Linked DNA regions of Homo sapiens: region 1 is linked to region 2. A link is a loop called in an ENCODE intact Hi-C map of the cell type or tissue named here. Cell type or tissue: GM12878. All regions are shown on one strand. Links, peaks and the distances in the headings refer to the core of each region. The heading gives the core; the rest is flanking DNA.

Region 1 (11,103 bases), core at 748-8,747, 67 kb before region 2:
GTTCAAGACCAGCCTGGCCAACATGGTGAAACCCCATCTCTACTAAAAATGCGAAAAATTAGCTGGGTGTAGTGGTGGGCGCCTGTAATCCCAGCTACTTAGGAGGCAGAGGCAGGAGAATCGATTGAACCCAGGAGGTTGAAGTTGCAGTGAGCTGAGATTGCACTACTGCACTCTAGCCCGGGCAACAGAGTGAGACTCCGTCTCAAAAAAAAAAAAAAAAAAATCTTGGCTTGGCACTGTGGCTCACGTCTGTGATGCCAGCACTTTGGGTGGCCAAGGTGGGTGGATCACTTGAGGTCAGGAGTTTGAGACTAGCCTGGCCAACATGGCAAAACCCCGCCTCCACTAAAAATACAAAAATTAGCCAGATATGGTGGCATATGCCTGTAATTCCAGCTACTTGGGAGGCTGAGGCATGCGAATCACTTGAACCCAGGAAGCAGAGGCTGCAGTGAGCCAAGATTGCACCACTGCACTCCAGCTGGGTGACAGAGTGAGACTCTGTCTCAAAAAAAAGAAATAACAAAAAACTTTTACTGATGTTAGGAATGCTGGGAAAGTTGAAAAAAAAATTGTTAAAATAAATTTGAGCCAGGCATAGTGGCTCATGCATGTAATCCCAGCACTTTGAGAGGCCGAGGTGGGCGGATCACGTGAGGTCAGGAGTTTGAGACCAGCCTGGCCAATATGGTGAAACCTCATCTCTAGTAAAAATACAAAAAAAATTAGCCAGATGTCGTGGTGCATGCCTGTAATCCCAGCTACTTGGGGGACTGAGGCAGGAGAATCGCTTGAACCTGGGAGGCGGAGGTTACAGTGAGTTGAGATCACGCCACTGCACTCCAGCCTGCGGGACAGAGTGAGACTTCATCTTAAAAAAAAAAAATTGAGTGGTATCTTAGTTCATTTGTGTTGCTGTAACAAAAATACCACAGTTTGGGTAATTACAAAGAACAGAAATTTATTTCCTCACAGTTCTGGAGGCTGGGAAGTCCAAGATCAAAGTTGCCAGTGGGTTTGATGTCTGGTGAGGGCTCCTCTCTGCTTCCAAGATAGTGCCTTGTTGGTGCATTCTCCAAAGAGCATGCTGAGTCTTCACATGACAGAGGGATGGAAAGTCAAAAAGGGTCTAAGCTGGTTCCCTCTAACCCTTTTATAAGGCACTAATCCATGCATGAGGGTGGAGCCCTCATGACTTAATCACTTCCCAAAAGGCCCCCCACCTCTTAATATCACCACAATGGAGATTAAGTTCAAGTCATGAATTTTGGGGGACATTCAGTCCATAGCAGGTGGGATGGGTGACTATTTGGTGGAAAATGAAAATGGTTGTGTGTTACTTGAGATTAATATGTGTGCAATGGTAAAAAGTTGAAAGTTGAGTCATATGTATGGTTTTCTGTTTGGTGATTTTGGGGATAAATTTGGCTTTTTAGAAGTATGGCTTATATTTCTGTAATTCTGGAGTTTAAATGTGACCATGAATTGCAGTCAAAATGGCAGGGTATAATTCACTTTGTGCTGGGGAGATTTGGTGGACTTCAACTAATTTGCCATATTATAATTAGCTCTAGACTAGGAGATTTACCCTAGTTGTTGGGCTTTAACATAGTGTTCTACTGAGTCCTGAGACTGTTGGAAAAAGTAGTGGAGATGGCCATGTTTGTTTTGTGTTTCATTTAAAATCTGCTTTAAAGACCCAGTCAGGAGTTAAGTGTCAAATCATAAAAATAGTAAGGTTCTACAAAGTCTAAAAATTTAGGACATGTTTATAGCCTGTTCTTAAGATTCCAGCTTCAATGAAATTGATATATTATGCCTGTTGTTTCTACATTAATCTTATGTTCTCCTACTCTACCATTCCAGGAACCGAAATAAGGTAGATTGCTACAAGTATGGATTTTAATTTTGGTAATTTAAATCATTAGACAGAACAACTTATTTATAAATTACCCTTTTCAAACCGATCATCATTGTTTCTGTTTGTTAAACTTAATGAATCTCCAACACAACTTATTTCACTTTACAATTCTTATTCATTGACTTTTGTTAAAGCCCCATGTAAACACCACTAGGGAAATCTGTTAATTATATGAAACTGAGTTTCCTAAACTTGCTGAGCAAGCACTACCTTGACAGAGCCTCAGGAGTATCTTAGAAGAAGGAGTGTCTTAGGATGGGAGAAGTTAGGGTACTTAATAAGGTTTTGGGGCCTGGGGTTACTCATAATGTGGTTTTAGGGCAGAAGTAAACAAGATTTGGGTGGGGATTGGTAAAATGTATAAACTGGCCTAGTTGCTGAAACTTCGGAATGCAGGAATTTAAGCAGAGTTACCATGAACTCTGTCTATAGCAGTGCTGTCCAAAGAAATAGACTGCAAGCTACATAGATCATTTTAAATTTTCTAGTGGCACATTTGAAAAGTAAAAAGAAACACTTGAAATTTTTTAAATTTTATTTATTTTTTGTAGAGATGGGGTCTTGCTATGTTGCCCAGGCTGGTCTGGAACTTCTGGCTTTAAGTGATCATCTCACCTTGGCCTCCCAAAGTGCTGGGATTATAGGTGTGAGCCACCATGCTTGGCTGAAATTAATTTTACTAATATATTTTATTTAACCTCTATATGTGAAATGTTATTTCAACACATGATCAATACAAAAATTATTAATGAGATGTTTTACTTTTTTTTGTACTAAGTCTTTGAAATCCGGTGGGTACTTTACAAATACAGCACATCTCAGTTTATTCTAGCGACATTTCAAGTGCTCAATAGCCACATGTGGTTAGTGGCTACTATATTGGACAATGAGGATATATTGTTTTAGGCTGGGCAAAGTGGCTCACACCTGTAATCCCAGCACTTTGGGAGACCGAGGTGAGTGGATCACCTGAGGTCAGGAGTTTGAGACCAGCCTGGCCAACATGGTGAAACCCCATCTCTATTAAAAACACAAAAATTAGCTGGGCAGTGGTGAGTGCCTGTAATCCCAGCTACTTGGGAGGCTGAGGCAGGAGAATTGGTTGAACCTGGGAAGTGGAGGTTGCAGTGAGCTGAAGTTGCACCACTGTACAACTGTCTTGTTGTACACTGTCTTGTTGTACCACTGTCTTGTTGCCTGGGCAACAAGAGTGAAACTCCATCTCAAAAAAAAAAAAAAAAAAGAATTTATTGTCTTAAAACATATATGTTGGAGCTGGGCACGGTGGCTCCTGCCTATAATCCTGGCACTTTGGGAGGCCAAGGTGAGCACATCACTTGAGGTCAGGAGTTCAAAACCAGCCTGGCCAACATAGTGAAACCCCGTCTCTACTAAAAGTACAAAAAATAAAAATAAAAAATTAACCAGGAGTGGTGGCGGGTGCCTGTAATCCCAGCTTCTTGGAAGGCTGAGGCAGGAGAATTGCTTGAACCCTGGAGGTGGAGGTTGCAGTGAGTCGAGATGGCACCACTGCACTCCAGCCTGGGCAACAAAGTGAAACTCCGTCTCAAAAAAAGAAAAAGATATATGATCTTAGAACATATATGTTTGAGCTGGGCGCAGTGGCTCATGCCCATAATTCTAGCACTTTGGGAGGCTGAGGTGGGCGGATCACTTGAGGTCAGGAGTTCAAAACCAGCCTAGCCAACATAGTGAAACCCGGTCTCTACTAAAAATACACACAAAAAAATTAACCTGGTGTGGTGGCGGGCTCCTGTAATCCCAGCTACTTGGGAGGCTGAGGCAGGAGAATTGCTTGAACCTGAGAGGCAGAGGTTGCAGTGAGCCAAGATCGCGCCACTGCACGCCAGCCTGGGCAACAGAGCGAGACTCTGTCTCAAAAAAAAAAAAAAAAAATTATGATATATGTTTGAATGAGCTGTTGTTTAAAACAATTTGAGCTTAGATAGTTTGTGTTCCGTGTCATGATTTGGCACAGTTTATCTGTTCTGAGTCATAGTTTCTGTTTCTATGTGGTTTCTGTTTCATTTCTCACTTTCATGCATAAATCTGTGATCTTCCATTAGCATGCCATTATTAATACACATATACAGAGATATAATCTATAATTTACAAAGACAATGTAAGAGTTTTCTTGGATACTTGATAAATTATCTACCAGACTAAGCCTTCACTTCCAGTAGGTATTGTTTCATCAAATTTTCTAAACAAAAATTGTCTAAAAGTGGCTGAATGCTTATATTGTTCCACCAGTTTTTATTTTATGTGGTGCTTTCTTTATAGCTGACAAAAGCATTTTACATATATTCTCACTTATAAGATATTTCATGGTATTTTCTTTGAGCTTTCATGTTTATAGCTTTTATTTATTGATTTATTTTTTGAGATGGAGTCTCACTCTGTTGCCCAGGCTGGAGTGCAGTGATGTGATCTCAGCTCACTGCAACCTCTGCCTGTATTTATATATGTACCAGGCTCAAGCGATTCTCCTGCCTCAGCCTCCTGAGTAGTGGGATTACAGGCATGTGCCACCACGCCTGGCTAATTTTTGTATTTTTATACAGACTGGGTTTCATCATCTTGGCCAGGCTGGTCTCGAACTCCTGACCTCAAGTAATCCGCCCGCCTTGGCCTCCCAAAGTGCTGGGATTACAGGCATGAGCCACCACGCCTGGCCATATTTATAGCTTTAAATGAAATTGTTTTTATTTAGTATAGATGTTATCAACACAATTATAACATTATTCAAATGAAGAGTAGTTGTTAAAGTCATCATATATCCATTGGAATTGAATTATACCCTCAGTTTTTCCAAGAGACTACAGATTGTTCAATAGTTTATGTATTACCCCTTAAAGTGTGTATGTGTGCGTGTATGTTTATATTTTTCTTCCTTTCTTTTGGTTTCCAGCAACTTTCCTATCCTGCATTATTTCAAAATAATTGCTATTAATTTTTTATACACATTCAGTTCCACTTAGTTGAATGGAATATATTTGCCACTTTCCTTTTTCACAGTTTCATAGTTTGCTGCCTGTAAATCATGCCTGATTTTACTTTGGTTCATTATTACTCCTTCATGAAGACAGAATTGAGGTCCCTTCTGCTTCCATACCATAGTTGATGACCACCTTCATTTGTATCTTTATAGCATCCAGGTGAGGTAGGCATTATTGTTATCCACATTTCTCAAATGAGGAAACTCATACACAGGGAGATTAAATAACTTATTCAATTCTATTGAAATTTGAGTGCTTACAGTGTGCTGTGATTTAAATCTTTTTATTTTTATCTAACTGCAGAGCGGCAGAGCATTATAATTCTGGCTACTACAGGTCATCCCAATGAAAGACTGATTATTTTGGGTATATAATTATATAAATAGTGAGTTCTGTCTGCTTTTTCCTTTTCATTTCTTCTTGGCTTCTCTCTCCTTTTTCCTTCCTGAAATTGTTCCTTGAAATTCCACTTTTTTTTTTTTTTTTTTTTTTGAGACAGAGCCTAGCTCTGTCGCCCAGGCTGGAATGCAGTGGCAAGATCTCAGCTTGGCTCACTGCAGCCTCCGCCTCTCGGGTACAAGTGATTCTCCTGCCTCAGCCTCCTGAGTAGCTGGGATTACAGGCGCCTGCTACCACGCCCAGCTAATTTTTGTATTTTTAGTTGAGATGGGGTTTCACTGTGTTGGCCAGGCTGGTTTTGAACTCCTCATATTGTGATCTGCCTGTCTGCCTCCCAAAGTGCTGGGATTACAAGCGTGAGCTGCTGAAATTCCACTTTTGAGTCCTTGCATTTGGAATATTGTATATACCTGATAGTCTCATTGAAGGAAGATAATCATACTACCAGTCTTCTTGCTTATTGTTTCGGCCTCTAAAAAGTCTTTTTTGTTTGTTTTTTTGTTTTTTGACACAGAGTTTCTGTCTCTTGTTGCCCAGGCTGGAGTGCAATGGCACGATCTTGGCTCACTGCAACCTCTCCCTCCTGGGTTCAAGCGATTCTCATGCCTCAGCCTCCCAAGTAGGTGGGATTACAGGCATGTGCCACCACGCCCAGCTAATTTTTGTATTTTTGGTAGAAATGGAGTTTCACCATGTTGGCCAGGCTGGTCTCAAATTCCTGACCTCAGGTGATCTGCCTGCATCGGCCTCCCAGAATGCTGGGATTATAGGCGTGAGCCATTGTGCCTGGCCTAATATGCAGTAAATTAAGACGGTTCAGTCAGAATTTCCAAAATGTCTACATCACAGAATTTTTTTTTAAATAACAGCTTTATTACTGTCAAACGTTAGTGCTAACAAAATTTTTCCAAGTATGCTCAGGGCTGTTTCACTCTTTCTTCACTTGTTCAACATGTTTACTGGGAACTTTAATATGCCAAGAATTAAAGATAAAAAGATTAAGTGAGGCATAGTCTCTGACTACAAGAAGCTAGTGATCTACTTAATAGATGATGATTATATAATGAGGTAAATGCAATGACAGAGCCATATGCTAGGAATTATGGGAGGACAAACAAAGGAGGAGTCAAAAAAAGCTCTCAGGCTGGCAGTGGCTCCTGCCCTGTAATCTCAGCACTTTAGAAGGCTGAGGCTGGTGAATCATTTGGGGTCAGGAGTTCGAGACCAGCCTGGCCAACGTGGTGAAACCCCGTCTCTACTGAAAATACAAAAAATTAGCCAGGCATGATGGTGTGCACCTGTGGTCTCAGCTACTTGGGAGGCTGAGGCATGAGAATGGCTTGAACCTGGGAGGTGAAGGTTACAGTGAGCTCAGATCCCCCAACTGCACTCCAGCCTGGGCAACAGAGTGAGACTCTGCCTTAAAAAAAAAAAAGAAAGAAAAAAAAAAAGGGCTTTCAGAAAAGGGAGGCCAGACACATTGCCCAACTTCCTTAAAATTTGGAAAGACCCAAGAAGAGATTCCTCAAAGGACACACAGGCTATAGGGCTGCAAATAGCTAAGATTTATTTGTAAATAGCAAGTTTCTTCTACATAAATACTTATCAGATTCTTGAAAACTATTAACATTAAGGATGTAGCTTGGTAAACCCTTTCTCCAGGACAGCATCTGGTTAATTTGTGTATGAATATGCAGAAGTTCAAAATGGCATTCTACCACAAAGGAGTCTGACTTTAAAGACTTGTAAAATGTGTAGCCTTGAATCTTTACCCTGGTATTCAACTTGGGGGATTTGTAGGGAAATATTACCATTATCTGTTGAGCTAGACAAGCAAATATTCACTTTCTAGCATACTCAGGCTACAAAATAATCTAATTTCTTCCTATTACCATTTATTTATAGAATACTTATACAGCTCATAAAGCATTTTTCCCACATATTTTTGCTCATCAGAACCTCACCAAGGTGTTCTTTTGAGCCTTGCTTAGGATACCCTATCCTACTTCAACATATCCCAGGTCCTTTCTCCTCTTGTTAAGCCAACAACAGGACTATCAAATATTTTTGGAAGTAAATAATAGCAGAACATTAATGACCAATATTGGCTATGTGCCCAGTACTGTTTTAAGCACTTAACATGTTTTTTTGTTGTTGTTTGTTTTGAGACAGAGTCTCGCTCTATCGCTCAGGCTGGAGTGTAGTGGTGTGATCTCGGCTGACTTCAACCTCTGCCTCCTGGGTTCAAGCAATTCTCCTGCCTCAGCCTTGTGAGTAGCTGGGACTACAGGCATGTGCCACCACACCCAGCTAATGTTTGTATTTTTAGTAGAGATGGAGTTTCACCATGTTGGCCAGAGTGGTCTGGATCTCTTGACCTCGTGACCTGCCAGCCTCGGCCTCCCAAAGTGCTGGTATTACAGGCGTGAGCCACTGTGCCTGGCTGCGTGGTGATTAAACATAGATTAACATGTTTTATCTCATTTCTTCCTCGCAAAAGCCTATAAAAGTAAATACGATTATTATCCCATTTACAAATGAGAAAACTGAGGCACAAAGATATCACATACAAAGTGTCTGAGTCAAAATTAAAGTGCAGGCAATTCAGAGCCTTAAAACCATTCTGTCTTTCTGTCTCCAGGTTGAGAATTATTCCTAGTTAGCAATTCTCATTTCTCCTATTGTCTTACCATTATCTTATCTTTCTACTCAGCCTAGTATGTGGTGTGTGTATGTACATGAAAGAAAAATGGGCTGGGTATGGTGGTGCATGCCTGTAATTCCAGCACTTTGGGAGGCCGATGGGGGCAGATTGCTTGAGCCCAGGAGATTTAGACCAGCCTGAGCAACATGGCAAAACCCTGTCTCTACAAAAAATACCAAAATTAGCAGGGCATGGTGGCATATGCCTGTGGTCCCAGCTACTCAGGAGGCTGAGGTAGGAGGATCACTTGAGCCTGGAAGGTCCAGACTATTAGCCAAGATCGTGCCACTGTACTCCAGCCTGGGTGACAGAGTGAGACCCTGTCTCAAAACAAAAAAAAAGGAAAAAAGAAGTGTACCTTCTCATATTGTTTCTTATTCATTAAGCTGAATTCCACAATAACAAAGGAAAGCAAAAACATGAATAATTCCAAAGCACTTTTTTAGTCTATAATTTTAAATAACTCTCCCAGACCTATTAAAGGACTCAAAAAATCTGTTTTACTTCAGTTTGTTTCCATATTTTGGGGAAACGGTTTACTTAAGTGAAAAACTTGAATAATTTGCCTAGAAAAGTAATTAAAGTATGACCTTTAAGTATAGCTATCTGAAGGTTATTAAATGGACTCAATATGCAAAAATTAATTATATTCCCCAAGTTTCATAGAAACATTTATTGCCTACAAAATAAGATATGAACATAAATAAATATATAAACATAAATACAAGTTTAAGAATTAAAAAAAGAAAATAGCCAGGTGTGTTGGCATGTGCCTTAAGTCCTAGTATTTGAGAGGATGTGGTAGGAGGATCGCTTGAACCCAGGAGCTGGAGGCTACAGATGTACTCCAGCCTGAGTGACAAAGTGAGACCCTGTCTCAAAACGAAAGGGAAAAAGAGTACATAGAGATTACTTTTTCTGGACCCAACTATCACCAGAATATATTAAGACTTTCTGAGGCCGGGTGTGGTGGCTCATGCCTGTAGTCCCAGCACTTTGGGAGGCTGAGGAGGGTGGATCACCAGAGGTTGGGAGTTCGAGACCAGCCTGACCAACATGCCGAAATCCCGTTTCTGCTAAAAATACAAAAAATTAGCCGGGCGTGGTGGCGCGTGCCTGTAATCCCAGCTACTTGGGAGGCTGAGGCAGGAGAATCTCTTGAACCCGGGAGGTGGAGGTTATGGTGAGCCGAGATTGCGCCATTGCACTCCAGCTTGGACCAGCGAAACTCTGTCTCCAAAAAAAAAAAAAAAAGTATTTACTGGACTTGACTTTATGACATTTAAAGTACCCTAAAGTATCATTATTAGAATGGTACTGGCTTTATTTTAAAGTAAAATTTTTTAACCTTCTAAATACCAAATATTTTAATAAATGTGGATGCTTTCCATTTTAGATGCTTTATTAACATGTTCACCTCTTAAATGGGGTAACATTTAAATGGAAGATTAGGTTAAAGACTTAGGTTCTTTTCTCCCTGGAATGCTTACATAACACATAATTTGTGTGTAGTTGGCCTTCTTCAAGGATACTTGATTTGTATTAACTGAATTTAGGCTGGGCGCAGTGGCTCACACCTGTAATCCTAGCACTTTGGGAGGCTGAGGTGGGAAGATCACTTGAGTCAGGAGTTCGAGACCAGCCTGGCCAATGTGGTGAAATCCTGTCTCTACTAAAAATACAAAAATTAGCTGGGCATCATGGCGCACACCCATAATCCCAGCTACTCAGGAGGCTGAGGCAGGAGAATTGCTTGAACCTGGGAGGCAGAGGTTGCAGTAAGCTAAGATCACGCCACTGCACTCCAGCCTGGGTGACAGAGTGAGACTCCGTCTCAAAAAAAAAAAAAAAAAAAAAAAAGGACTGAATTTAATATTTAGTTTCCTCATCTGTAAAAAAAGATATTGTAATATCTACTTCATAGGACAGTTATAAAAATTAAATGAGGTAATCCAATGAGATACTCATCAGCACAGGGTCTGGCACATATTAATTATCTATTATATGGTAGCTATGACTTAATCAGTTCTACGAGGCTTGTTATGAAAAACAGTATACACATCCATTTTCCTCTCCCCAGAGGCAGATTGGCTGCTTTTGAAAAATAAACCAGCATTACTTTGTCAGGGATAGGTTTAGCATGAAAGCAGTTTGGGCGTAAGCCTGTTCAAATTAAAAAATGATAAAGCTTTAAAAGTGGTTAAGACAGCTGCACCTGTAATCCCAGCACTTTGGGAGGCCAAGGTGGGTGGATCCTGAGGTCAGGAGTTCAAGACCAGCTTGGCCAAGATGGTGAAACCCCATCTCTACTAAAAATACAAAAATTCGCTGGACATCGTGGCAGGTACCTGTAATCCCAGCTACTCGGGAGGCTGAGGCAAAGAATTGCTTGAACCTGGGAGGCACAGGTTGCAGTGAGCCATTATAGTACCACTTTACTCCAGCCTGGGTGACAGATCAAGACTCTGTCTCAAAAAAAAAAAAAAAAAAAAAAGTGGTTAAGATAGTTTTGGCTTTTGAATACAATATTCTATTATGTTTATTTTGGTTATTTAATCCAATTTTATTATTTGTCTCATTTTAATTTAAGTCTCTTTTTATCTGGAATTAGAGTTGTACAATAAACTTGAGATTCAAGGGGTTTTTTGTTTTTGTTTTACCATTTTCCTTCCACTAGAAGAGAGGGGTTTGGAAACTAAGATAATGAGCTTCTATTTCTCTGGTCCCAGACCATGAACTTGGAGTGAATTTCTTTGGTACTTACCAGGTTCCCTGTTTTAAAATATACGAACATGTACATTGGTGACCTTTCCAGTGATGGCCAGGGAGTGACAATGAAGAGCTATAGTCTGTAGCTCTTAATCTGTGTGTACACTGGGCAGGGCATCATCTGTTGGTTTCTGAAAGGAGGAGGAGCCCTAGAAAGCTGCTAGCCCAAATTGACACAGCTGTTGTTTTATTGCTTTTATTGCTATAGGATGATTTGCATAAAAGCTGCTGCTTAGTTCCTAAATTCAAGGATCAAGGGGATAACAGGGGGCCACAGCAGAAGCGTT
Region 2 (11,103 bases), core at 1,889-9,888:
CCCAGCTACTGGGGAGGTTGAGGCAAGAGAATCCTTTGAACCTGGGAGGCAGAGGTTGCAGTGAGCCAAGATTGTGCCACTGCGCTTCAGCTTGGGTGACAGAGCGAGACTCTGTCTCAAAAAAAAAAAAAAAAGCCAGTATTAGAATAAATATTAAATTCAAAAAATGGGAAAATAATTTTCCATTTTGTAATATAGAACATTAATGCCTGACCAAATAAAAGCAATAGGAAAAGTCTCAATTTTCTAGGACATGGTTACATCTCTGCCATTCTCACACCTGTGTATTGTGTTTCATCATAGATTTGCAGCCACATGCCTTTTCACTTACTGTTTTCCTTCCCTGGATGCTGCCTCACATTTAACATTTTTGGTGTGCCTTTTATGTGACCTAATTAGGGCAGGAAGATACAGTGGTGAACAAGATTAAATTGGTCCCATCCTAATAGAGTTTACAATTTAATAGGGTTAGGGAAAGAGATACTCAATAAAAACGCACCCAAATGGTATAATGGTCCTTGGGGAAAGTGTTAGGAAGGAAGAATACAGGGGGCTGTGTGTGGATAGAAAAGGGAATCTAACCTAATCTAAAGGCTTAGGAAAGTTCAACCTGAGGAAGACTTTTCAGCTGAGACCTGAAGAATTAATAGGAATTAATTAGGAAATTGGAGAGTTGAAAAGGGTATGTTTGTTTTAGGTAGAGGGAACACATTGTCCTTATGGCTAGCAGCAAGGAGGAATAATCGAAAATACGAAGGAGGTCTGTGTGATTGGCAGTTAGTGAGCAAGAAGGAGAGGCAGCAACTGTGACGTAGAAGGGGTGTGCAGAGGCCTTGCAGTTCACAGTTATGTTTTTGTACTTTATCCAAAAAGTAATGGGAAATCATTGAGGGCTTTCAAGGATGGGGTGAGGAGTGTGCTTACATGTTCAAATTAATGTTTGAAAATGGTACCTTTGGCTGTTTTGTGGAGAAAGCATTGTGGGGTACGAGGTAGAAGTCAGTAGACTAAACAGACTATTTACTCTGCTTGAATTGGCAGGATTTAGTGAGAGATGGATTTGACGTGGAGTATAAGAGAAAGGGAGATGTCAAGGATGATTTCTAGGTTTCTGGATTGAATCCAGTGTGGATAATCAGCATTTTTATTGAGATTTTAGGGAATATTAGAGAAGGAGCAATTTTGGAGGGAAAGATCAAGAGCTGTTTTGACAGTACTTGCTCTGTGGCTTCTTGTTCCTTTACTTCAGAAACTCCCACTCTGACAAGATTCTGCTCAAAATTGCCCTCCTGTGAAAATACTCTAAAAATCTCTCCCCGCCAATCTCCAGGAGGGCAGTAAGTTGTGTTCTTGTGTCACTTGGTAAAGTCTTCTCTTAGCACATCTCTGTTTTATAATTATTTATGTACTTGCCTGTCTCCCCCACCAGACTGTGATTCCTTTGGCAAGGAAGTATCTTATTTGTTCGGTGTCACTGAAATATGGGTGAATATTTCCTCAAGTGTTTTCCACTGAGTTTTGTATGGTAAAGGGTTCCTTTAACATCTGGGTAATGCTGGAGTAAGTTAATGTTTTTTTTTTGAGACAGGGCCTCACTCTGTCACCCAGGCTGGTGTGCACTGATGTGGTCTCAGCTCACTGCAACCTCTACCTCCTGGACTCAAGCGATCCTCCCACCTCAGCTTCCCCAGTAGCTGGAACTACAGATGTGCATCACCATGCCCGGCTAATTTTTGTATTTTTTGTAGAGACAGAGTTTCACCATGTTTCCCAGGCTGGTCTTGAACTCCTGGACTCAAGTGATCCACCTGCCTCGGCCTCCCAAAGTGCTGGGACTATGGGCATGAGCCACCATGCCTGGCCAGTTAATGTTTCTTTACTGTAGAACTTTTCGTAGCCTTTTATTTTCTGAGGTGGAAAAGCATAACGTACGCATTATTTTCCCAGATTATTTCATTTCCCCTTCCCCAGCTCTCGTTTTCTGAGTATCTAATGTTACTAGTGTTGAAGGTAAGAGGTGGGTTTGGGAACACTCACTGGGAAATGCTGATTTGCGCATGTGCCTGACACTGAGTAGGCATGTAATTCACTGAGTGTGGGCTATGGAATAAAGCAAACCTGTCAGCTCTAGGAGAACGTCACTGGATGTCTTTGGAAAGCTCTTTTTGCCTATAGTTGCTGCAAATCTATTTCTTTCACCCCCAGTGATCAAAACAAACATCAAGGGATGAGAATTTACTGTCTATTGTTTGTTGCTGCCAGGCTAAAAAAGATGGGTGGCATGAGATGACAGATTTTGTTCTGTTTCTTTATAGCTAAGCTGGGGAAAACTGAACAAAAAATTATTTGGTCTTCTTATTTAACTCCTAGCATTAAAACAGTGTCTTTTTTACACTACCTGGGTTGTTCACAAAATAACCAGAGTTATATTAATAACTTTAACTTTTTTGTAAAAGAAATACATGTTCAGTATTTTTCTAAGGGCTATTTATATTCTGTTTTAGAGTTGGCTGTTGTGACACAAAAACCTAGGTTTCAGGGAAATAAAGATAGTATAGACTAAATGGGGAAGACACTGCTCTTTTTTTTTTTTAAGAGTATATTAATTTATTTTAGAGGGGAATTTTCCTTTTTTCCCCCAAAAGTTAGAGTACTCTAATGGTTCATTTTTAGAGTGGAACCTAGTGGAAAGTTTTGCTAGGAAGTCACTGACTCAAACAGGAAATATATTTGATTTTAAATTTAGATTTTATTTTGTAATGCCAAATGACATTATTGTGTTATATTTACTGCTGGTAAATTTACTGCTGACTCTAACTGCTGGTATCTTTCTTATAGTCATGTGGATTGGGTAGATACTTTTGCTCTACAAACTTTATTTGGCTATAGAATTAATGAAAATAATTCTTTTTTCATTTCTTTTCGTATATTTTTTGAGTGATATAAAATGTAGCCTAGATTAGTAGGGTTAAGGGTTTCATAACCACATCCACATTTATACTCCCACATCTTAAGTTATGTGTTTTCATTTACTTACCCTGTCCTTTATTATTGCGTATGTTTATTTCCAAATTAGAGTAGCTTGGAATGACAAGGAAAACTTGATGATCTTTAGTTCCACTATTAGAAAAGAAGTTATCAGCCTCTGTCACCAGTTTTGTATTCCCTTGGCTATCAGGACCACTCTTTAGAACTAAACCTCTGAGATTACCATAAAGAGCAGATAAAAATCTGTGGATAGAGATTACTTTGTCCATTTATTTTAAGAAATGACTAAAGAAAGAAAAAAACATAGCTGCTGAATATACTCCTAGTAGCTATGATAGAGACTGAATGAGTAAAATGCAGTGATTTTTTAGCAAGGAAACCACTGAAATTTTGATGCTTTTTTTTTTTTTTTTGAGACTGAGTTTTACTCTTGTTGCTCAGGCTGGAGTGCAATGGCACGATCTTGGCTCACTGCATCCTCCACCTCCCGGGTTCGGGTTCAAGCGATTCTCCTGCCTCAGCCTCCTGAGTAGCTGGGATTACATGCATGCACCACCATGTCCGGCTAATTTTTGTATTTTTAGTAGAGACGGGGTTTTGCCATGTTAGCCAGGCTGGCCTCGAACTCCTGACCTCAGGTGATGCGCCCACCTCAGCCTCCCAAAGTGCTGGGATTACAGGCATGAGCCTCCATGCCCACCTGGATGATTCTTTTTCTTTAGTTAGCAATCTGGTCATCCCAAGGCTGTGCCTACCCTTACACAAAAATGATGATAAAAAGTTATCTGGTAATATTCAGTCCTGTTAATCTTGGAAAAGCCACAGCTCAGGACACCTTTTTTTTTGTATGCTTCTCTCTGCACTTCGGGCTTCTAATAGAGCATTTATTGTCCTAGAAAATCATTTTAATTATAGAAACTCCCACATTTGTTTCAGGTCGATCTTCTCTCTTTCCCTTTGAAGATGCCTTCCTGGATGATAGCCATGGTGATCAAGCCTTGTCATCTGGCTTAAGTTCTCCCACTCGCTGTCAAAATGGGGAACGAGTAGAACGCTACTCTAGAAAGGTGTTTGTTGGAGGACTTCCTCCTGATATTGATGAAGGTACTATGCATTCATTAATGATTTTGCAAAGGCTGAGTTTGTTATTTGTGTGTTCTGACCCTGCCTCTCCTCTCCAAGTCAACTTTAGGACATCTATATCTTAGTGCATAGGAGGTGAGACTATTTGGTGGATTAGAAAGTGGTAGTCTATTATTGTACTAAGTACTTCATGTTACATTATCTCATTTAATCCTCATAGCTATCTAATAAGGATATCCTAGCATCTCCATTTTATAGATAAGGAAACTGAGGATCAGAGAGAAATAATTTGTTCAGGGTTATATAGCTGATGGTGCAGTTGCAACTCAAATTCAATTAGATTCCAGAGCTTCTGCTCATGTGCATCACACCAAACCATCTCACATTTTAATATAAATACTGGCCAGTGCAGTGGTTCACACCCGTAATCCCAGTACTTTGGGAGGCCAAGATGGGAGGATTACTTGAGCCCAGGGGTTCAAGACCAGCCTGGGCAACATAGCAAGACCCTGTCTCTACAAAACAAGATTAGCCGGGTATGGTGGTATGTGCCTGTACTCCCAGCTACTTGGGAGGCTGAGGTGGGAGATCACTTGAGCCCAGGAGTTTGAGGTTACAGTGAGCTATGATCATACCACTGAACTCCAGCCTGGATGACAGAGTGAGACCCTGTCTCATAAGTAAATAAATAAATAAAAACAAATACCTATTAACAAAAAGCATAATCCACCTCTTTAAAAGAATGAAGATGAATTAGAATTTTTCTTAATAATAGTTTTGAGATGCTATCAGTCCAAAAGTGAGTGTTCACTTATGCCTAAAGCCAGTTTATTTTAGCACACGGTAAGTTGTCAATAAATATTTGTTGAAAGGATGAATGAAATAAAATTGTGACAAAGTTAACTTAAGCAAAAAACAACTCTAGTTCCAGTAGGCTTTGGGTCTGATATAAAAATACTGTCTGATATTCTAACAGTCTTGTTTTTCTAGCATTTTTCTAGCTATGACACACTTCAAATTTATCATGATTTCCTTTTTTCATGGTGACAGGAGAAAAGTCTCAAAAAGTGGTTTTATTTTAGACTAACTACATTAAAGTTATACATAGCTGAATGCTTATTTTCCTCCAAATTGTTCTTGTATTCATGTTAATCTCATCTATTGATTAGATTATCTTCAAGACAATTTTTAAGATCATGGCTGAGAGAGTGGTACCCTAAACCTGAGTAGGAGCCAGGTTATAACCTCTGCTTTGAGTCATATGTCAGAGGGAAAATATAAATGTATTGATCTATAATTTTTGATATATTTTCTATATAGGGTACGTAATATGTAGTTATTAAAGAGAACATTGGCCATCAACATTTTCTTATCACCCAATAGAATTACCTACTTATTGCCCCTACTCCTTACCAAAAGAATCGTATCTATTTCTTAAATAATCTTAGAGGTTCCTACAAGTGAAACCATATTTTAAATATTTTCTGTACCTTACTTTCTTACTAAAATCAGAGAACATTCCTATTTTTAGAATCTTTCTATTTGACATAGAAGTCACCTTAGTTTAATATGAGATACTTTTCTTCCAAATTCTTTATGTCAAGTTTATTGGCAGTGAAAGGAAATGAATTATAGTTAGAAACACACTTTGCATGATTAAAAGTGAATAACCAAATGTACACCCAAGCAATGGTATTTCACTTAGTAGGTTTCACTTCCGTAAAGATGCTATAGAAAACAACCCTCAAAACATTTTTTTAAACTAAAAAGACATGTTTTGTGCTCTTCTGGTTTTCTGATTGCAATATTTTTTTCTCTTTTGCTAAGATTCTTTCTTTGTTTTGTAGATGAGATCACTGCCAGCTTTCGCAGGTTTGGACCTCTCGTAGTAGACTGGCCTCACAAAGCTGAAAGCAAGTCTTATTTTCCTCCTAAAGGTAATGCTCTTAAAATGTTTCCACTGCTTGCCTGTTGGAGAGATAGCATGACAGTTCAATAAAAGGCAGCCTTTTAACTCTTGAAATAGCTGTTGAATTTTTTCCCCCAATTAGGAAAACATTTTAATGTTGATCATCCTTTTGTGTATTATGTTTCCACTTAGAGACTCTTCCCCTGAAGCACACTGATTGTTTCATGGCACCGATTTTATTGACAGTGAGACCCTGGAAGTCTGTTGTGGATGAGCCTCCTGCTAATTTTCATTATTTTGAAAGGAAAGATCTAGGGTTTTGAGGAATGTCAGCAATGGTAAAGGAAAAGATTATTTAGGGTCAGATTTTATTTGTATTCCATAGCCCTGTGGTTTTATAGATCTTGTAAACCCCAAACCTGGGAAACCTAGTGGCTAAAGAATGGCATTGTACAAAATTATCTTTATCCACATCTGTATATTAAGTGACTTAGCCTGTTTGGGAGCAGAGGGCAAACTAGCAAAAGACACTCCATATGACCTTGCTTCCCTGATTTTTGGGGAGGCTCATTTGATAATTTATGAGTGCATGAAAATATATTGCTTTGTTCATAGTTTGTCATTTCTGCAGAATCTAGGGAACTTTACTGGTGATATTCATTTGGGTGTGTTCCTAGATTTATATAGAAGAATGTTTTGGGTTAAAGGTTTTGTTTGTGTTACATTCTGTAGATATGCTTCAAGGATACATTTCATTTCAGAAAAATGGCTTTTTGATACGTATTATTGTGTAATATTACTCAGCACAAAAAGATGAAGTGAAAATACTTGTCCTTCCTGTGCCTCATAAATGAATCAAATTATAGCTTAACCTGAGGAAGGCAAGTGGCTTCCTTTTATGTCCGGTTTGTTAGGTTTCATTGTCAGTTGTACTTCTCCAATTCTCACTCTCTTCATAACCCACAAAAATAAGTTAATATAGAGGGCTGTTGCTTGTTCTTTGTTTTTTTTTTTTTTGTTTTTATTTGTTTTTTTTTTTGAGACGGAGTCTCACTCTGTCGCCCAGGCTGGAGTGCAGTGGCGTGATCTCGGCTCACTGCAAGCTCCGCCTCCTGGATTCACGCCATTCTCCTGCCTCAGCCTCCCGAGTAGCTGGGACTACAGGCTCCTGCCGCCACGCCCGGCTCATTTTTTGTATTTTTAGTAGAGACAGGGTTTCACCGTGTTAGCCAGGATGGTCTCGCTCTCCTGACCTCGTGATCCGCCTGCCTTGGCCTCCCAAAGTGCTGGGATTACAGGCGTGAGCCACCATGCCCGGCCTTTTTTTTTTTGGTATGTTTTCTTATCAATTATTTATTATAACCATATGAATAATTCCAGTTATTATTTTTATTTCAATAACTATTATTATTATTTTTTATTATTATTATACTTTAAGTTTTAGGGTACATGTGCACAATGTGCAGGTTAGTTACATATGTATACATGTGCCATGCTGGTGTGCTGCACCCATTAACTCATCATTTAGCAATAGGTATATCTCCTAATGCTATCCCTCCCCCATCCCCCCACCCCACAACAGTCCCCAGAGTGTGATGTTCCCCTTCCTGTGTCCATGTGTTCTCATTGTTCAATTCCCACCTATGAGTGAGAACATGCAGTGTTTGGTTTTTTGTCCTTGTGATAGTTTGCTGAGAATGATGATTTCCAATTTCATCCATGTCCCTACAAAGGACATGAACTCATCCTTTTTTATGGCTGCATAGTATTCCATGGTGTATATGTGCCACATTTTCTTAATCCAGTCTATCATTGTCGGACATTTGGGTTGGTTCCAAGTCTTTGCTATTGTGAATAGTGCCGCAATAAACATACGTGTGCATGTGTCTTTATAGCAGCATGATTTATAGTCCTTTGGGTATATACCCAGTAATGGGATGGCTGGGTCAAATGGTATTTCTAGTTCTAGATCCCTGAGGAATCGCCACACTGACTTCCACAATGGTTGAACTAGTTTACAGTCCCACCAACAGTGTAAAAGTGTTCCTATTTCTCCACATCCTCTCCAGCACCTGTTGTTTCCTGACTTTTTAATGATTGCCATTCTAACTGGTGTGAGATGGTATCTCATTGTGGTTTTGATTTGCATTTCTCTGATGGCCAGTGATGGTGAGCATTTTTTCATGTGTTTTTTGGCTGCATAAATGTCTTCTTTTGAGAAGTGTCTGTTCATGTCCTTCGCCCACTTTTTGATGGGGTTGTTTGTTTTTTTCTTGTAAATTTGTTTGAGTTCATTGTAGATTCTGGATATTAGCCCTTTGTCAGATGAGTAGGTTGCAAAAATTTTCTCCCATTTTGTAGGTTGCCTGTTCACTCTGATGGTAGTTTCTTTTGCTGTGCAGAAGCTCTTTAGTTTAATTAGATCCCATTTGTCAATTTTGGCTTTTGTTGCCATTGCTTTTGCTGTTTTAGACATGAAGTCCTTGCCCATGCCTATGTCCTGAATGGTAATGCCTAGGTTTTCTTCTAGGGTTTTTATGGTTTTAGGTCTGATGTTTAAGTCTTTAATCCATCTTGAATTAATTTTTGTATAAGGTGTAAGGAAGGGATCCAGTTTCAGCTTTCTACATATGGCTAGCCAGTTTTCCCAGCACCATTTATTAAATAGGGAATCCTTTCCCCCTTGCTTGTTTTTGTCAGGTTTGTAAGATCAGATAGTTGTAGATATGCGGCATTATTTCTGAGGCCTCTGTTCTGTTCCATTGATCTATATCTCTGTTTTGGTCCCAGTACCATGCTGTTTTGGTTACTGTAGCCTTGTAGTATAGTTTGAAGTCAGGTAGTGTGATGCCTCCAGCTTTGTTCTTTTGGCTTTGGATTGACTTGGCGATGTGGGCTCTTTTTTGGTTCCATATGAACTTTAAAGTAGTTTTTTCCAATTCTGTGAAGAAAGTCATTGGTAGCTTGATTTTTTTTTTTTTTTTTGAGACAGAGTCTCACTCTGTTGCCCAGGCTGGAGTGCAATGGTGTGATCTCGGCTTCTGCAACCTCCACCTCCCGGGTTCAAGCAATTCTCCTGCCTCAGCCTCCTGAGTAGCTGGGACTACAGGCTTGTGCCACCATACCCGGCTAATTTTTGTAATTTTAGTAGAGACAGGTTTTCACCATATTGGCCAGGCTGGTCTTGAACTCCTGACCTCATGATCCTCCTGCCTTGGCCTCCCAAAGTGCTGGGATTACAGGTGTGAGCCACCATGCCCAGCTGAGATATTTTGATATAGGCATACAGTATGTAATAATCACATCAGGGTAAATGGGGTATTCATCACCTCAAGCATTTATCATTTCTTTGTGTTATAAACATTCCAATTATACTTTAGTTATTTAAAAATATACAGTAGATTATTGTTGATTGTAGTCACCCTGTTGTACTATCAAAGACAAGATCTTATTCATTCCATCTAATTATGTTTTTGTACCTATTAACCATGCCCACTTTTACCCACCCACCCCCACCTTCTTTCCAGCCTCTGGTAACTTACATCATTCTATTTTCTGTCATCATGAGTTCAATTGTTTGGATTTTTAGTTCTCACAAATGCATGAGACAATGGGAAGTTTGTCTTTCTGTGCCTGGCTTATTTTTCTTATCATAATGTCCTCCAGTTCCATCCATGTTGTTGCAGATGACAGGACTCTTTTTTTTCGTGGCTGAATACTACTCCACTGTGTATATGTACCACATATTCTTTTTTTTTTTTTTTTTTATGTGTGTGTGTGAGATGGAGTTTCACTCTTGTTGTCTAAGCTGGAGTGCAATGGCACAATCTTGGCTCACTTCAACCTCCACCTCTGGGATTCAAGAGATTCTCCTGCCTCAGCCTCCCGAGTAGCTGGGATTACAGGCCTGTGCCATCATGCCTGGCTAATTTTGCATTTTTAGTAGAGATGGGGTTTCTTCATGTTGGTCAGGCTGGTCTCGAACTCCCAACCTCAGGTGATCCACCTGCCTCGGCCTCCCAGAGTGCTGGAATTACAGGCGTGAGCCACCGTGCCTGGTCACATACCACATATTCTTTATCCATTCGTCTGTTGATGAATGGATAAAGGTTGTTTCCAAATCCTGGCTATTGTGAATAGTGCTGCAACAAACATGGGAGTACAGGTATCTCTTTGATATACTGATTTCCTTTCTTTTGGTTATATATACCTAGCAGTATGATTGATGGATCATATGGTAGCTCTATTTTTAGTTTTTTGAGGAACCTCCATGCTGTTCTCCATAGTGGCTATACTAATTTATATTCTCACCAACAGCGTACAAGTGTTCCCTTTTCTCCACATCCTCACCAGCATTTCTTATAGCCTGTCTTTTGGATAAAAACCATTTTAACTGTGGTGAGATGATATCACATTGTAGTTTTGATTTGCCTTTCGCTGACAATCAGTAATATTGAGCACCTTTTCATATATCTGTTTGCCATTTGTATATTGTCTTTTGAGAAATGCCTATTCAGATCTTTCACCCTCCCTTTTTTTTTTTTTTTTGCCTCAAAAAGTGACGTTTATTCAAGGAAAAAAATTACAAGATGTCCATCCCTTGGCTCTCTTTCCTTCCGCCTCCTGCTGCTCCTCAGTTTCCCAAGAATGAATCCTGGCTGGGGCTAGGTAGCAGGATAGCCCCTCAGATGAGGTCAGCAACATTGAGGGCCATCACCTCAATGGAGGTGTTGTATAAGGTCTCAGTTTCTTAAAGAGTCCTCTTGTCTTCTTCTGTTACCATGTTAATAGCCACACCCTTATGGCCAAACCATCCACCTCGACCAATTCTGTGGATACAGGTGGGAAGGTCACAGTTGATAACTGAAGAAACCTGCTGCACATGAATGCCTCTGGCTGCGGGTCAGTGGTAATCAATACTCTGTGAGAGCCAGAACAAAACTCCCTCATGATCACATTTCATTCTTTTGTTCCATATCTCCATGCATGGCAGAGACAGTGAAGTCCCAAGCATGCATCTTCTCAGTGAGCCAATCCACTTTCTTCTTTTTTTTTTTGAGACAGAGTCTTGCTCTGTCACCCAGGCTGGAGTGCAGTTGTGCGATCTCGGCTCACTGCAAGCT

What was found. Peaks named below come from ENCODE experiments on the same cell type or tissue, not always from the same donor. Only the 100,000 strongest peaks of a DNase experiment are listed, where the experiment ranks them.
Region 1: it touches region 2 in a loop (7-fold over the local background); 4 of 110 quality-filtered maps call a loop at or near these places.

What each region holds. Positions count from the first base shown.
Region 1 is chr10:92,204,275-92,215,377 of GRCh38, reverse strand. All of the region lies in intron 2 of CPEB3 (cytoplasmic polyadenylation element binding protein 3), which reads left to right. Among named protein-coding and RNA genes, the nearest start is that of CPEB3, 81 kb to the left of the region's middle. RefSeq lists an enhancer at 3,877-4,046. In GM12878, for the core only: no CTCF peak of the experiment used is centred there; a DNase peak (open chromatin) is centred at 3,957; H3K27ac peaks cover 1,451 bases.
Region 2 is chr10:92,137,934-92,149,036 of GRCh38, reverse strand. It overlaps CPEB3 (cytoplasmic polyadenylation element binding protein 3), which reads left to right. Exons shown (of 10, transcript NM_014912.5): 5 at 3,952-4,092; 6 at 5,919-6,008. It also overlaps the pseudogene EIF4A1P8. Among named protein-coding and RNA genes, the nearest start is that of CPEB3, 150 kb to the left of the region's middle. In GM12878, for the core only: no CTCF peak of the experiment used is centred there; DNase peaks (open chromatin) are centred at 5,846 and 6,866; H3K4me3 peaks cover 837 bases; H3K27ac peaks cover 1,001 bases.